Regions from separate parts of the Homo sapiens genome. Here region 1 is linked to region 2. A link is an interaction called in ENCODE POLR2A ChIA-PET data of the cell type or tissue named here. Cell type or tissue: PC-3. All regions are shown on one strand. Links, peaks and the distances in the headings refer to the core of each region. The heading gives the core; the rest is flanking DNA. Region 1 overlaps HEY2 (hes related family bHLH transcription factor with YRPW motif 2). Region 2 overlaps TPD52L1 (TPD52 like 1).

Region 1 (2,918 bases), core at 317-2,816, 550 kb before region 2:
TACAGATTCCAGCATGCGCTTCTTAAGTCCTAAACAAATCTCTGACCAGGCTGCTGTGAATGAAGCTTTACTCCCACAGTATTATGAAAGCAAACACAAGCCCAGGGTCAAGTGCTTCTTTTGTTCCAAAAGTTCTTTCCCACGAGTTCAATCCTGCCATTAGCATTGATTTCCATGGCTTTAATCTGGGGCCTCCTATCTCAGCTTGTTAAAGAACTGTTCAGCTATGACTTCCTTACAATATTAGGGGGAATAACATGAAAAGAGAAAGGTAAAAAAGGCAAAAAAAAAAAAAAATGAAGTCATCTACTTACCTTTACCCCCTGTTGCCTGAAGCATCTTCAAATGATCCACTGTCATTTGCAATATTTCAGCTTTTTCTAACTTTGCAGATCCCTTCATAAATAAATAAATAAATAAATAATCCTATGTCCTACAGAAACTAATCTGAAACATTATACACTGAATTTAGCATTATGGCTTCAATTTCCCTCTCACTAGACAATCCCAACTTTTATTTTTTCACAGAAAACTTCGAATTCTTTCCAAACTTTACATGAAAGCACTAATTAATGTCATACCTAATGACAAGTATTTGCCATTTTAACTTTTAAAGACTAAAAGAAACTAGAATGACTTTTTTAAATCATAAGAATAATTATTCTCCTAAGATCACCACAGCAAAATGATTTCAGTTGTAAAAATCTCAAACTTTGCATTCAATCTGTGTCTTGGTTAATAATATGTTTTACTATGGGGCATCAATAGTCTTCTATAAAGCCAAAGTCTAGAGGAGTTGCATAACAACTCCAGAAGATAAGGAGATAGGATTTTAGCAATTGATTGTTAAATATTTTTAAAATAGAAAACTCCAATAAGTCCTTTCACAGGCCTACTAAGTCCTGAAATAAGGTATTCACACTAGAACCATATAATTGGATCTGCATTTCAAGCAGATCCAAAAATTTTAAAAAGGACGACTTTTAAGGTTTTTTTCCCCAATAATTACCAGCAGGTGTCACTGTGAATTTCTAAGCTCACAAACAAGAAGCAATAATTTACTGCTTACCTAGGAAGCATCATAAATGCTTAAGGATTTTTGAACCTTTTAAAATAGTTCTTAATAAAATTGTCTTGCAAATATATTTTTATGTCCCTGCTTTCAGAATAAGGAAACCTCTGGTAACCAATTGAAATACAAATGTGCCATTTCAAGCTGTCTCGGGGACTGTGGGTGGCTTCTCATTTCCTGGAAGAGCTAAATAATTACCAATATGTTCTCTTTTTTTTTCTTTTTTAAGGACACTAAGGTTTATTTCAGGTCCCTATGCTTTACTTGTTTTGTAAAAATTATCAGCACCACGTACGGTGAGAGTGCCAGAGTTACTTAACTGCTCTAAAGAACACTTTTCTAATCATATTGTGACAGGGCCAACTCACTTGGGTTGGTAGCCAAGCTCTGCAAATGGGAAAGCTTGTGTTTATGGTAACTAACTGCCAAACAACTGATGTTTGCTTTTAAGGTTTAAGTCAACATTTAAGAAAAAAAAAATCTAACAAACCAAGAAAAAAAATCAAACAGACTTCGCCTCATAACTGCAGACATTTCAGTACTTCCAAATTTTAAAAACATCATTGATTACTGACATTTTCACTTGAAGCCTATTTGGCACTGAAAATGCTACTAATCAAAACTACAATTTCCACATTATTTTTAGTTTATCAAACACAGTCTCTGCATATAGATTGGGTGTGCTTTTTGTCTTAAAAATGTATAATCAGTAGCATATTATGTTTTGTATTTGGTCAGCGTTTAATTTTTCCATGAAAATGGTACAAGCAGATTCAGTAAAGTCACTAATAATTGAAACTGCACTTTCTGGATAATTTCCAAGGACTTTGTAGGGCTTGTTTTATAATGTTTGCAGATTCATGAAGTAAACAAACAAAATGGAATAAACAAACAACTGTTGTCTTATTGGAATTAAACTGAAAGTATTTTCAACAAGGACATGCTGCCATATCCTTTGAAAGATACTCTTAGAAATCTGTGTCATTAACCACTGCGGCAGGGGGAGAGCCATGACTTCTAAAACCACAAAAGATTTAAACATTTGGCTTTCTACTTTTCTAAGTGTGCAAAATCTTTTTCTTTCTTTCTTTTTTTGTAAAGGAATAGGTAACTATGAAAAGGGGCATTTATGATTAACTTCATTTTTACCAAACTTCTAAAAAGATGACCCAAATCAAATGGCATTCTACCAACCCAGGGATTAAAAATGAAAGCAAATGGCTTGGTAAATAAATTTTAGTGGTATTATCATTTAGGAAATAGAGCTAGAGATGTTACTTCTTGGGCTCTGATTGTTTTTTAATTAAAAATATTACATTTTAAAAAAATTTTGAGAAAAAAATGGTTTTTTTTTTTTTTTTGAAGGATACGGTATACAGCACAGTTTTAAATAAAACCACTACTGGTATTCATAGAAAGAACAGAGAAAGCATGAACACTGTTACCCTTAAGGGGAAAATAAGCTAAAGAATGGAAATGTTTTTCAACTTCATGATGGATTATGTTTTTAATAGTTTTGCCACAACAAAGCATTTTATTGAAATAGCTGCTCTGTGCCAGATCAGGGCACATACACTATTATTTTAATGAGCTTTAACAAGAACCCACATTCCCAGATGAGCGAATCAGATTGTGTTTGAGCTTTTTTTTGGGGGGTGGCGGGGTGGGTGGGGGGATTCTGGGGAGGGGATAGCTTACTTGTTTTTCAAAAGCAGTTGGCACAAGTCTTCTCAACTCAGATAAACTGTTATTTATCCGATCCCGACGCCTTTTCTCTATAATCTATCCAAAAGAAGCAAACAACAAAAGTTTATGAATTCACAAATGATAAAATTACTCAAATGAA
Region 2 (2,918 bases), core at 147-2,646:
CCAATTTCCTACATTTCAAATATAAGATTAAAGCATTTGGGATACTCTTCCTATTTCAAACCATTATTTGTACTCTTGAAAGGGACTGTTTAATACACACAAAATAGATGCATTGTGGGTAACACTGCAAGCAAGAAAAAAACACCCCCGACAAAAAGTCACAAGAACACAGCAGCCACAAATTTGGGAAGGAAAAACTAAACAAATAGTTATGCAAAAAAACAAACAAAAATATAGTTAATGTTCCTGATGGATAGGCTCCAGGAACTTCCTTCTGTGAACAAACTCCCATAGTGTATGAGGAAAAATAAAAACTATTGCAGAAATGGGAATAGAAAAACTAAAAATAACCAGACCATCTAAACCTTTAAATCATCCTTCTCTCTGTATCCCACCCTCATTTCCCAACACTCTCCCTGACCACACAAACACATATTCAAATTCACATTTCATGGAACTGGGAAAAGGAAGCCAAACCTGACAAGATAAACCTCCACTGAGAAGCCAAGGTGGGTGGATCACCTGAGGTCAGGAGTTTGAAACCAGCCTGGCCAACATGGTGAAACCCCATCTCTACTAAAAGTACAAAAATTAGCCAGGTGTGGTGGTGGGTGCCTGTAATCCCAGCTACTCAGGAAGCTGAGGCAGGAGAATTGCTTGAACCGGGGAGGCAGAGTTTGCAGTGAGCTGAGATTGGGCCACTGCACTCCAGCCTGGGTGACAAGAGCAAGGCTCCGTCTCAAAAAAAAAAAAAAAAGATAAACCTCCAAATGTAACACTCAGCCTCCTTACATTTTTTGCCCTAAGCAAAAAGGAAAACAGTCTCACTTATTATATTATAAGAAAACTCCAGGGTAATAAATTATTCTGAATTCAAGCTCATTAATAAAAAGTCACTCATTTCAATTAAAATGAGAAGTAATCTCTTCTTCTTCTCCTTCTCCTCCTCATCCTCCTTCTTCTCACACCATCAAAAATAGACCAGAGAACTGATTTTCCACTCATTTCTTTGGTTAGCTGAGTAGCTGCGAGGCACCCAAGCTAGAGTTGAGGGCTGTGGGACCAGTTTCTTATCTCCTTCAACTCCTGAGGGAGTGAGGTGAACACGACCTGTGCATGCCTTGAGCTTCACTGGACAGGATACATTCCATCTTAGGTCATTCCTTAAAGGCTCACTGATCTTATAAAGTGCTGAGTCATCTTTCAGAGCTAGTTCAGGAAAAAATTTTCTTGACAATGAAAGATATTCACTATGAACACAAAGCAGGACAAAATGTAGCTTTTTTTTTCAAGGCATGTTTAAAGAAAGGGATAGATAGTAAGAAAGACTTCCTCAGACAGGCCTGAGATTTTTACAGTTCTCTAATCTTTGCACAACTTCAATGCAAAGGCGAGGGTTAGACAGCGATGCCATGATGCAACCACAAACACATCACGCCTGGACCCATGCCTACTGGGACTGCAGCCAGATTCAGGGGCCTGAACATTCAAAAAGCATTGGTCAGACGTATAGACAGTCTTCCCTTTACTTTAAGCAAATCGGTTCAGTAACATTCACATTTCTTCAATGTCTCTTATCAAATCTTTAGCATTCCAAATAGCTACTACTGACAATGCCCAGGAAAAAAATCCTTTTTCCTTCTGAAATCTGAGTAGCAAAATAAATGCTAAAGGAGATGGAAATATGTGTTTCTGAGTCGTGACATGTTGAGCAAGAATAAAATATGCAAGAATTAGAAAAGTTTCACTCAAGTCACAGACAAGAAAATGCAATGGTGAGATGAAATATGAAAAGACACTTATCCTCACTAGCAATAGGGAAAGCACAAATTAGAATCACAGAGATACTGTTTTTCATCTAAGATATTTGCAAAGAAGCCAAAATGGGATAAGAGCCTGTGTTGGCAAGATTGTGAAAAAATGGATCCTTTAACCACACATTGTTGGCTTTTGCACTGTGACACCTGATTGGGAGAGCCTTTGACACTGCCATCCCACTTTTGAGAATCAATCTTACAGAAAAAAAGGTGCAAACCTAAGGAGAGAGTATAAATCATTGTTGGTAGTGGTAGAAAACTACAAAAACCTAAACGTCCATCAGTAGGGCACCAGTATTCAAGTATAATATACCCACACTGTATACTATTTTTCAGTTATTAAAATTTGTGAAAATAAATATAATGCAAAAGTTGTTGCGACCCCCAAAGCACTTTAAGTCTTGAGAAAGATGTGACTGTGATCTGAGTCACATATGGTTATAATTTCTGTTTCTCAGATTATACATTAACTCACTTTCTTATTTTTCTCGTTCTCTACAATGGCTAGAGATAATTAAATGTCCAGGACAAAAATCTCCTGCCTTCTTAATGACCCTTGCTATAGATTGACTTCCTCTTTGGTACCTTGCTTTGCTAAGACCACATGACAGAAAACCCATGACTACTATGCCCTCTGTAATGAATGTTAAATGTAACTTTTCCAAAAAGAAACGCTGCCTATAAACCAATCAAATTGCTGTAACAATGTGCCAACCCTGTCTGAAAAATGAAATATGCTAAAAACTTCCCTGTCCCTGACTACATAAATGAAACCTTAATTTCCCTACTTTAGAACGCTGACTCCATTCCTTTGGAGTTGGCATGTTTGAGTTGGCCACCCTCACAATATGCACTTAAATAACCTCTCCTTAAATTGGATTCTGACCCTTATGACTACCTTAGGTTGACAAAATAATGAATTGGATTGACATGTATTGACTAGGAGGAATTTTCATTGTATATTGTTGAATGCAAAAATCAAGTTACTGCATCATATTTGCATCTGCACCATTTGGGGGAGGAATAAAACACCATTTTTATGTGAACATGAACATCCATGCATTTGTATGAGCATTGAGAAAGTTGAGAAAGGATATGTAC

The links. ChIA-PET counts read pairs that join two places held together with the same protein. Peaks named below come from ENCODE experiments on the same cell type or tissue, not always from the same donor. Only the 100,000 strongest peaks of a DNase experiment are listed, where the experiment ranks them.
Region 1: POLR2A ChIA-PET joins it to region 2 with 13 read pairs; 3 of 35 experiments call an interaction of 5 or more read pairs at or near these places.

Annotation. Positions count from the first base shown.
Region 1 is chr6:125,751,943-125,754,860 of GRCh38, reverse strand. It overlaps HEY2 (hes related family bHLH transcription factor with YRPW motif 2), which reads right to left. Exons shown (of 5, transcript NM_012259.3): 3 at 2,771-2,854; 4 at 315-396. Among named protein-coding and RNA genes, the nearest start is that of HEY2, 3.8 kb to the right of the region's middle. In PC-3, for the core only: a CTCF peak has its summit at 994 (motif pointing right); no DNase peak of the experiment used is centred there; H3K27me3 peaks cover 1,110 bases.
Region 2 is chr6:125,200,606-125,203,523 of GRCh38, reverse strand. All of the region lies in intron 1 of TPD52L1 (TPD52 like 1), which reads right to left. Among named protein-coding and RNA genes, the nearest start is that of TPD52L1, 48 kb to the right of the region's middle. In PC-3, for the core only: no CTCF peak of the experiment used is centred there; DNase peaks (open chromatin) are centred at 1,123 and 1,443; H3K4me3 peaks cover 1,119 bases; H3K27ac peaks cover 2,149 bases.